Regions from separate parts of the Homo sapiens genome. Here region 1 is linked to region 2. The links are chromatin loops, found by intact Hi-C in ENCODE. Cell type or tissue: A673. All regions are shown on one strand. Links, peaks and the distances in the headings refer to the core of each region. The heading gives the core; the rest is flanking DNA. Region 1 overlaps PCCA (propionyl-CoA carboxylase subunit alpha). Region 2 overlaps CLYBL-AS3 (CLYBL antisense RNA 3).

The links. A loop is a pair of places that touch in the nucleus more often than their neighbours do. Peaks named below come from ENCODE experiments on the same cell type or tissue, not always from the same donor. Only the 100,000 strongest peaks of a DNase experiment are listed, where the experiment ranks them.
Region 1: it touches region 2 in a loop (7-fold over the local background); 83 of 110 quality-filtered maps call a loop at or near these places.

The regions. Positions count from the first base shown.
Region 1 is chr13:100,232,768-100,238,151 of GRCh38, forward strand. It overlaps PCCA (propionyl-CoA carboxylase subunit alpha), which reads left to right. Exons shown (of 24, transcript NM_000282.4): 8 at 3,075-3,111. Among named protein-coding and RNA genes, the nearest start is that of PCCA, 150 kb to the left of the region's middle. In A673, for the core only: a CTCF peak has its summit at 2,672 (motif pointing left); DNase peaks (open chromatin) are centred at 1,434, 2,174 and 2,924; H3K4me3 peaks cover 1,547 bases; H3K27ac peaks cover 3,826 bases.
Region 2 is chr13:99,913,444-99,918,827 of GRCh38, forward strand. The region is part of intron 1 of CLYBL-AS3 (CLYBL antisense RNA 3); the gene reads right to left. Among named protein-coding and RNA genes, the nearest start is that of CLYBL-AS3, 41 kb to the right of the region's middle. RefSeq lists enhancers at 1-427, 428-927. In A673, for the core only: a CTCF peak has its summit at 3,239 (motif pointing right); a DNase peak (open chromatin) is centred at 3,258.

The sequences.
Region 1 (5,384 bases), core at 85-5,084, 320 kb after region 2:
ATTCTTGCCTGAGTACTCTGTTTCTATGTAACATTTATTTTAGTTATCAATTGATTTGTTTATTTTCTGTTTCTCTCATTAGTTTGTAATAAGCTCCATGAAGGCAGAAGATGTATTTCATGTAGTGTTGCTGGGCAGATAGTTATTGAATTAATGTATAAGTGGTTGAATAAGAACATATAGATCAACTGCATTCTTTTTAAAGGCTAATATTTCATTTTATGGATGTACCAGTCCTTTGTTGAAGGCTTACTAAATTGTTTTTCAGAATTTTTTTCTTATTAAAACACCACCAACGAATTCAAAATAATGAATTTCTTTGTATGTCTCTCTGTGTTCACTCATGTGGGTATATCTGTAGGATGACTTCCCAGGAGTAAAATTTCAGAACAAAAGATAACGTGTCCTCAAACTTTTGGTAGATACTGACAATTTCTTTTTAAAAAGATTATCCCATTTTCTATGACACCAGTAATATGAGAAGTATTTAACTTTGTCATCCTGGCCATTATCAGATTTTAATTTGCTAGAGGAAAAGTGAGATCTCATTGTTTTAATTTGTATTTCTGTAATTAGGAGCAAGGCTGAGCACAGATATTGTGCTTCTGGAACTGTTTTTCTGTGAGCTTTTAATTTAATCTTTTGTGATGATTGTTGGTCCTTTTTTTAGTTGATTCAGAGTTTGATTAAAGTTTTTTAAACTTATGATGTTATAGGCAACCTTTACAGTGTGATGTCACTTAGTGCCATTGAATTTGGAGCTATATAGGGCTTTTTATCTCTTCAAAAGTAATTTTGTAGAGCCTGATAATAAAACTTCATGTTCTCAAAGACCATATTGGGGCTGAGTGTATAATATTTAGTAGTTTATTATTGAAACAGTAATAGAGATTTTAATGTCCAGTGCATAATAGGTCCTCAGTAAAGTATTTTTGGATGAATGAGTGACAAGTGAAAAGTTAATTTTTAAGGCAGCTTGATTTTATTTGAAAGTTCATTTAGAAGAATCTAATTTTCATAGTAAGAAGACTTAGCATGCTGTTAAGTTGAAAGATAAGCTTGCTTTGTGGCATGCTATAGAAGTGTTGGATTTGTGGCAGTGGAATTTTTAATTTGCTGTGTCAGATATAGATATGGCTTTATGTATCCATACACACCCAGCTATAACATGTATATTCAAATAAGTGACAAAATATGTCTAATGAATTTTTGAATTACCTTTTAAAACTTGCCTGTTAGTTCTCTCAAGTGATGAACTTTTTACAATAGCAGTTTATTTTCTCTCATCACGTTGGAAAGAAATGTTAAAAGTTTTCTTCTAGGTTTATTATAATCCAGTCTTCATCAGCCATCACTCTTCCTGTATTTTGTTCAAGAGGCACTAATTGTTCGCATTTGGCAGGTTTAACACTTCCTGACAGAGAGGCTATTAAGGGGAAGTATTCTCCAATAACTGTCACTGGCTGGAACAAAGAACCTTCCAACTCAATGTGTGGAAACCACTAACATTCTTAAATGACCCTTTTCATGGATTTTCATCCCTTTAAGCTAAAGTTTGGAGAATGTAGGGTCAGCGAAAACAGCAACGTGTAATAAAGCAGTAAACCTTGATTTTGGAAGGCATAGGGTGGGAGATATAGATTTATCTCTGACTTGAAAACAATTGTTATTTGGAAAATCTCATTAGCAGATGTGACTGCTTGGAGTAAAAAAAAAAAAAAACAACTTAAAACTGATGTCGCTTTCAGGACCCCTTTGAACTTAACAAGCACCTATTTGTGGAGCAGACTGGCTAATGAAAGGAAATTAAATTTTTCTGACAACTTCCCCTGCCAACCTCCTTATTCAGGGGATGTTATTAGGTACTGAAGAACTTTAAAGAAGATTTTTTTTTATTAGACATAAGTGAACCAGTTATAAACATCCCCCCCCGCCCCCTTCTCGGAGGATTCTGACATGGTTGCTCTACATTTTAAACGTATTAGCTTAAAAGCTTAAAAAACACTGGGCTTCACTTCAGCATTTTAGTCATTTTCTAAAAATTCAGTCACACTTACCAGCTGTGGTTTCAAAACAATATTGTCAGTCTTTGTGGTAGTTTAGTTTGTGTCACTGAATTACACAAACACACACACACACACACACACCCCACACATACCCACACACACGAAGGAGGCTTAGATTTCAACATTATCTTTATTGTTATTTGGGGAAATGATTCAGCAGTGTCCTGTGTTGGATGTGTTAGGTGAGGGTTAATGATCAGTGAAATTACTTAGATTCAAGGGAAGTTTTTGTCTTTTCATCTTCTTAGAGGTAGAAGTGGCATTGGTTAATATTTAGCAATAACTAATCCTTAAATGGATAAACTTTTACCCCTTACTGTTTAGGAAGGTATTTTCTTTCTTTTGCTTTTTGGAGTTTTTTCCTCCAGTAGTTGGTTCGTTGAAATTAAAGTTTTTTTTTAATTTATGTAACAAGATACAATTGTAGAGATAAAATATGTACCTGAAAAAAAAAAAAAAGAAAGAAACAATAGAAAAGAAAAGGTAATGCAGATTACCAAAAGGATTTTTTGGAACAATTCGTAATTCCTGTAGGTACTGGAAATTAACTTTCATATTTCTGCAAAATCGATCAACTACTCCCAAACAATAGAGAATCAACTCCCCCTGCTGACAGAATCTAGGAAAACATGACACATAATATTGGACAGAAACAAGCTGGCTGCGGACAAGCTTTAATGACCTGATTTATGATTCAGTATTGATTGTAAACATCTAAATTCTGCCATTAAATTCCGGCAACTGCACCAAATCATTGGCAATTCTGGTAGTGCTTCCTGCCAGCTCATTTCAACTGCTTTGAGTTTCTTAATATAATAATGATGAGGTAGAATTTACATTCCACTTATGGTATTAATTTTACATTTCTCTGAATGAAAAGGGTTAGAAGGTAGTAAAATTGAACATTAAATGAATCGGAGGAGACAGTAGTGCAATATATGACTGCCCTAAAGACATTGTGCAATGCCTCATGGGATTAATGTTGAGTCTCATTTCCTGCTTTTACAGGATGCAGAAGAAGCTGTCAGAATTGCAAGGGAAATTGGTAAGTCCTTAAATTAACTTTGGTAGGATTTCTGTGTCTTTCAGCAGATACGGTTGAGTCAACAGGTAATAAGTAATTCCCATAGAGCAAATAATACTTTAATAGTTTTAGATTTTGATTACTTGTTGCTCTGGAAGAATGTATCAGTTGAATTGCCAAATTCTATTATTAAAGGAGACTGTAAAGAGTAATTTGACCTTAACTATACATAACTCTTTTGTAAGATGAGATCACAGGCTAATTCAAAGAAGGAATTGTCTTAAGAATTCTAAAGATTGGATATAAGTTTAATGTCAATTTATATGTACATAGTTGAATGTGGTTTGTTAAAATTAAGAACATTTGGATTAAAATGAAGATACCATATGTGACATAGTTCTTTAAGTTTTTGCCTTTTGCTAAGATGTTAGGTATCAACTTAATCTTGTTAGATGGGAAAGATAAAATAGATGTGGGAAATTAGAACTGAATGATCTAAATTGGAATAAAAGGTAGACTGGAGGAGTTTTTAATGGCTGTTTTACATGTACTTGTATTTGGGCAGTGTTTCCCAACTTTTTAATTTCTTTTCTTTTTCTTTTCTTTCCTTTTTTTTTTTTAAGATGGAGTTTTGCTGTCATTGCCCAGGCTGGAGTGCAATGGCACGATCTCCGCTCACTGCAACCTCTGCCTTCCAGGTTCAAGCGATTCTCCTGCCTCAGCCTCCCTAGTAGCTGGGATTACAGGTGCCTGCCATCACGCCCAGCTAATTTTTTGTATTTTTAGTAGAGATGGAGTTTCACTATGTTGGCCAGGCTGGTCTCGAACTCCTGACCTCAGGTGATCCACCCGCCTCAGCCTCCCAAAGTGCTGGGATTACAGGCGTGAGCCACCGCCCCTGGCTCGCAACTTTTTAATTTTAAAAATATTCTTGGCGGTCATGAGAACTATTTTTGGTATCTGCTAATTGAGAAAATGTGTAAGGGCATGCTATTATATGGATTAACAATATTGTTAAATAACTTTGCAGGTTTAATAATCAAATCAGTAATTGTATACATTTGACAGAAATTTGTACAGATGAGAGAAATTAGGCAATGCTTGTAGGGATCCCAGCGTCTTCTCAGCATTCCTGTACGCCTCAGTCCAAGCATCTCATCGTGCCACACGAACATTTCTGTAGGCCTGTTTTCTCACTAAGATTATTTAGATCTATTTTCTGCCTCTAGAGAGCATTTGATTTGGCAAAGCTCATATAGTTGTGATATGTAGAAATATCTTATTGGTCTGGAAGTGATCACTTGTACTAGTAAGCGTGTTCTTTGCAAATGGGACAGTCTAACTTAGCAGGTCTTTAGTGACCTGAAAAGCAGTTTGGCTTATTGCACCCTTGTTTGTAGTTGGTACTGTCTAAATTATTTGGGCTTTGCCCATCATTAAGTGTGTTTTGTTGTTTGCTTTGCAAAAATCTATCTTATTGATATAGGTCCTGGATTTAAGACCAGACCATAGAAAATCTTATTTTATCTGACTACCTCATCTCTTCATTTTTTTTTTCAGAATCATTAACATTTCAAAAAGCCTATCAGTACTTCATAGGAACATTTGCTCGACTGCTAAATAAACTGGACTATATAGAACTGATTCTGTGGTTTCTTTATGGAGAAAAATCAAAAGTTTCTGTTCATGGTTTGAAATCACTGGTATTCCTCATTGCCTAAGAGGCATATAATATACCTACTGGCTTTTGAGGATAGTTTTCTAAAATAGTTTAATTCCATCCTGTCAGACATCTTTACATTTAAAAAGCTCTTTTTCTAGTTCTAGGTTAGATATTATTATCAACCTCATTGGATATAATAATACTGTTATTATTATTATTACAGTATCTACATAAAGGACAATATTTAGAGAAATTTAGGGAAATAAAGGGATTAGAAGAAAATTTACAGTTACACTGCAGTGCCACATTTTGAATGGTGAATTTTGGACTTGCGAGCATTCCCTTTGTGTAAATAGCAGGCCGTGGATTGCTTTGCTTCCTTTATGCCTTTTCTTCCACTTTCTTTCTTTCTTTCTTTCTTTTTTTTTTTTTTTGAGACAGACTTTTCACTCTTGTTGCCCAGGTTGGAGTGCAGTGGTGCGATCTCTGCTCACTGCAACTTCTGCCTCCCGGGTTCAGGTGATTCTCCTGCCTTCACCTCCTGAGTAGCTGGGATTGCAGGCACACACCACAATGCCAGCTAATTTTTTTGTATTTTTAGTAGAGACGGGGTTTCACCATACTGGCCAGG
Region 2 (5,384 bases), core at 193-5,192:
AGGCTCGTGTAAATATTTGTTATTGCCATCTAACCGTTAGAATAGATTGTCCCTGTCTCTCATTTTGTAAATCATTTTGTTGCTCACGTAATGCAAAATAGCTTTGACTTACAAAGACAGACAGGAGTGGGAGAAGGAGAAAGATTTAGTAAAATGATCAGTCCGTAGCGTTGTAGCTCATATTTTGGCAAATAAAATGAAGACAGCACAGACCAATTTCTAAAAGAACAACCCAGTCTGAATACAACGAACCTCACCAAATCCTTTTCTAGAAAACAGCACTAAAGGTTACAGGCAAAGCCCGTGCTAGAGTAGATGCCGCTTCCTCAGAGGGAGCAAGTGCTGGGGAAGGTGGCTTGTGGCCGGGTGCGTGGGCACTCAAAGCCCAGAAGTTCAAAGGCATCGCCCAGCTGGCGGGCACCTCAGCAAATGGGGGGAATCATACCCCCCCCGCCACCCCACGGAGGGTGCAGGATGTCCTTCTGCAGCGTGTTTTCCCTAAAAGTCAACGCCGGACATTCATAGTCACTAGCCTAAGCTGGTTTCACCTGTAGGGAAAATACCAAGGAGGGAATCAGCAAGTGCCTGGTGGAGGTGCTGGCCCGACCCCCTGTGTACTGCCTTGCCTGCAAAATTATTATGCCTGCTTCTGTTTCAGTTGCATGAAGATTAAATAAAATAATTTACAGATCCATGAATTAGCTATCTTTGAAAATTATTCTGCTGGCTTTCTTTCCTCACTCTAACCTTCTTTTACATCTCCTAGTCTTGCAGAGTTTCCACAACTATAATCTGAACCTATGTTTCCTACGTGGTCATACAGTTTTTTAAAACAAAATCGGTTTTCCCATTTTCTCTTCTTACTTACCATCCATATACATACCCTCTAGTCAAAAACCAATAACAAAATCAATTGCAATATTCCATTCATTCATTCATTCAATAACTATACTTTGAATTTACTGGGAGCTAAGTGCTAGACCATTATCCCCCTTTCACTCAAGAGTTCTGTCAGCCTGGGGATTACATCAGAAATCCCAGTTTTGGCCGGGCACAGTGGCTCATGCCTGTAATTTCAGCAGACTTTGCAAGGCCAAGGCGGGCAGATCGCTTGAGGTAAGGAGTTTGAGACCAGCCTGGCCAACATGGTGAAACCCCACCTCTACTAAAAAAACAAAAGTTAGCTGGGCATGGTGGGCACCTGTAATCCCAGCTACTTGGGAGGGTGAGGCAGGAGAATCGCTTGAACCTGGGAGGCGGAGGTTTCAGTGAGCCGAGATCTCGCCACTGCACTCCAGCCTGGGCAACAGAGCGAGACTCTGTCAAAAAAAAAAAAAAAAAAAAAGGAAGTAAGAAAAGAAATCCCAGCTTTACTGGCTTTGGGTTTTTTGGTTTTGTGTGTGTGTGTGTGGTTGTTCTTGTTTTAAGGCAGGGTCTCCCTCTATTGCCCAGGATGGAGTGCAGTGGCACAATCAGAGTGGCCTCCAACACCTGGGCTTAAGTGATCCTCCCTCCTCAGCCTCCCGAGTAGCTGGGACTACAGAAACATGCCAACACTCATGGCTCTTTACTGGCTTTTGAACTAGGATTTGAAAAACCCAAGATAATCTACAAAAGAAACTTGCTGCTGAAGGTGCTTCCTTTTCCCAGCTTCACTCCCGTCCTGTGCCTCCCCACAGCCTCCTTCCAGGAAACCAGGGTAACCAGGTCCCCTCCCCAGCCCCACAGGGCTCAGGCACCCAAAGGATTTCCTCCCATGGCTCCATGGTCTCCACTAACCCTGACCAAAGATGGAGCGCTCTGCCTCCCTGTGTCTCTGCCCAAATTTGCCCACCTTTTTACTCCTAGCTGCCATCAGTTTCTATGAATAGTCATCAATTTTTTGTTTCTTTTCCCTTTTTTTTTTTTTTTTTTTTGAGACAGAGTTTCTCTCTTGACCCCTAGGCTGGAGTACAATGGTGCAATCTTGGCTCCCTGCAACCTCTGCCTTCCGAGTTCAAGCGATTCTCCCGCCACAGGCTCCCAAGTAGCTGGGATTACAGGCGTGCACCACCACGCCCAGCTAATTTTTGTATTTTTAGTAGAGATGGGGTTTCACCATGTTGGCCAGGCTGGTCTCAAACTCCTGACCTCAGGTGATCTGCCTGCCTTGGCGTCCCAAAGTGCTGGGATTACAGGTGTGAGCCACCATGCCCAGCCAATGGTCTTTCTGTAAGAAAAATTATCAACAATTTCCACAGACTTGCCATAGTTTGTGGCAAGAAAATGTAATGCCTGCTCTCGTGTAGGGCATCAAAAGTCAATGACAGGATAGGCACATCAGAAGATGATACAAGATGTAATAACAGGCTGGCTGGGCTCACCACACCCTGCTCCCCCGGGTGCCTGGCAAACATGGCAAAGCCCAGACACGGGCCCAGAGGGGAGGAGCCGGGTGCCCCAGGCTAGGCCATGAGAAGTACATTTGAGGTTATTGGTGGGTTTCCCTAAGGAGAATGAAAATCCTGGTCTCCATCCTAGACACAGGTGGGTCCTCAGGCAGTAGCTGCCATTCTGAGGGTGGAGGGCTGGACTCAGTTCCCTGTGGGGGAAGAAATTCCCCCTCTCCATCATGCTCTCTGGGGCTGCCCTCCTGGCATGATGTTCTTGAGAGAGCTCCAAAGGGCCACAGTCTAAAATGGCCACTGCTACCAGGTGTGAAGACCCCTGCAGTGGACAACCAGCGAATTCCCCTTCACCATCCCTGTACTTTTAATAATGTCATAACTGCCAAGAGTTTCCCCCAAGGACAAGGGCTATTTCCCTCCCACTCCCAGTCCCAGGGACATTCTCCTATTCAGCCAAACCTGAAGGATGGGACTATGGGTGGCCATCACCCAGCTCATTTCCCCAGCGGTTCCCTGCAGAGAATGGCCAGGTCCCACCCCCCCGATGAGCCTACTTCTCCATCACAAATCACAGAGGCCCCAGACTCATCAGGCAAATAGCCCTGGAGGTGTCACTTTCCTCCTCAGACAGGAAGAGTAGTTGGAATCCTGTCACTCACCCAAGAGAAGAAGGTCCAACGGGCAGAGGACACCAAGCTCATTCCCTTCCTCCCTCTTCATCCCCCAACCTCTCCATCTTTATCTTTCTCCCGATGGGGAGCACCTTCTACCTTCCTTCTACATCTCATCGCCTTCCTAAGTTCTAGTTCTTTCTTTTGGGTTGGCAGACACCAGAGGGCAACATAATCTCACCTACTTGCCAGTTCTCCCATTTCACCAGTAGAGGGAAGAGTTTGAGAGAACCTACATCCACCAGGAGTATGTGGAAATTATTTTGAAATATGGAATTAGCCAGAGCAATAGAATAGCTCTCTCAAAGGCATCCCGTGCCAAAGCATTCTGTTCCCGTTGGTAAATAATCTGTTATAAAACTGGTTAAATGCATATTAACTCACCAGAGCAAGACACTGGCAAAATTTCCCCCCAGGCTGTATTTTGCAAAGAAAGCACTTTCACATGATGTCAGACCTGAGATTCAACTAACACAAGTCACATATTTTCTAAGGTAGTACTGACGCTCCATCCCTCGCCCACCATTTAGTCTTTTGAGATCTGGTTATTATTTTGGTTCACAAATAGTTGGTAAGGCGTTGAGCCCTGACTGTCTCGTTGTTTTCGATACATGTCATTTCAGCAATACGGGTGCTTCCAGGGGGCATATGGGCAAGTGAAGATGAGTGGCTTAGAACTGATTATGCACTGGGTGGCAGAGTCCTTGAGACAATAGGTACCCAGGCAGCCACTGTCAATCTTGGAAGTCCGTGCAAGAGCACACCTCACCACACGCTCCCCATTCCGCCATGCATACCGAGAAAACTAGAGAAGGGTCCCTCCCGGGGAAAAATGTTTGGAAGGAGGGATACAGAAATAAAACTTGTGCCATTGACTATTTACCAAATTATTATCCTGACCAAGTTAACATCAGGACCTTTAAAAAGTAGCCAACACGGAGCCGAGCGATCTGCTCAACCATTGCAATGTGCTCGATTGTTTGGATCTAATGACCTGACCTGGATATTTTCTGCTTGGTATCCCTAGCATTTGAACCACTTCCAAAGCCAGAGGTTTATGGAGCCTTTGAATGCCCTAAGAGTCTGTGATTCTCTCCTTCTTTAGATGGACTTTTTAAATCCTAGTTGCTGAATTTATTCAAGTGAATTGGCCTTCATTTCTTCATCAACACCCTTTCTTTAATAATCTCCAACCAAGGTTCTTATCATAAGATCCAAAATTAGATGAGCATTTTGGCCAGGCATAGTGGCTCATATCTGTAATCCCAGCACTTTGGGAGGCTGAAGCGGGCAGGTCACTTAAGGCCAGGGGTTCAAGACCAGCCTGGTCAACATGGTGAAACTCCATCTCTACTAAAAATATAAAAATTAGCCAGGCATGATGGCATTGCAGGTGTGTACCTGCAATCCTAGCTACTCGGGAGGCTGAGGCATGAGAATCACTTGAACCTGGGAGGTGGAGGTTGCAGTGAGCCAAGATTACACCACTGCACTCCAGCCTGAGTGACAGAGTGAGACTCTGTCTCAAAATAAAAATAAATTAAAGAAGTAGATGAGCATTTTCATAAATCCCTTGAAACAGTGAGCACAATTGTATGTGTGTGTCACATTTGTGGGCTTTCTGGGGAGAAGGCCCATAACTTCCATCAGATTCTCAAAGGGCTCCACGACCCTGGCTTTTCACTATGTATTTCTGACGTTGACTAGACCAGAACTTCCCAGTCAGTGTGCAGGATGGGTTACAGGTGTGTGCCTGAGCTGCTGATCCCTACAGCCCTTGGGTCAGGAATGGCAGGGACTTCCAAGCTGGTCATCTCTTGCCAAGAGCCGCCCAGTTGCCATCAAATATTATTTTCTCTGTGTGCCCCACTACAGTAAACTCCTCACTTCTAACCCCTCTGGCATCTTCGTTCTCTGTGTCTCTTCCTCATCTCCACGGCCTTCATCATCCAGCGGGAAGCTTGGCATCGGCCTGGCTCCCTCTAGTGTAATCTGCACTTGGTATACTTTGTCAAGAAAGGGCAGGGGTGTGGTGGTCTCCCCTTCCTAGAAGCACCGCTACCCTCATCTTGGGGATCTGCCTCACCTGCCATATAGTGGTACAAGAGACCAGCTCATTTCATCGCCTAAATTACCCCTCTCACTCTAATCCCACATATCTGCCCGTTTTCTGTGGTAGCTATCCTTTGCCTATGTGTCTAGAAGAATCTCTATGCCAGTTCCCTACTTGGCTCCCAGCTTTGTTACAAATATTCCTCAGTGCACATTTATGCAGAGGCTTTTTCCAACTAAGACACTTAAATCTTACGCAGAATCCACGTAGAGC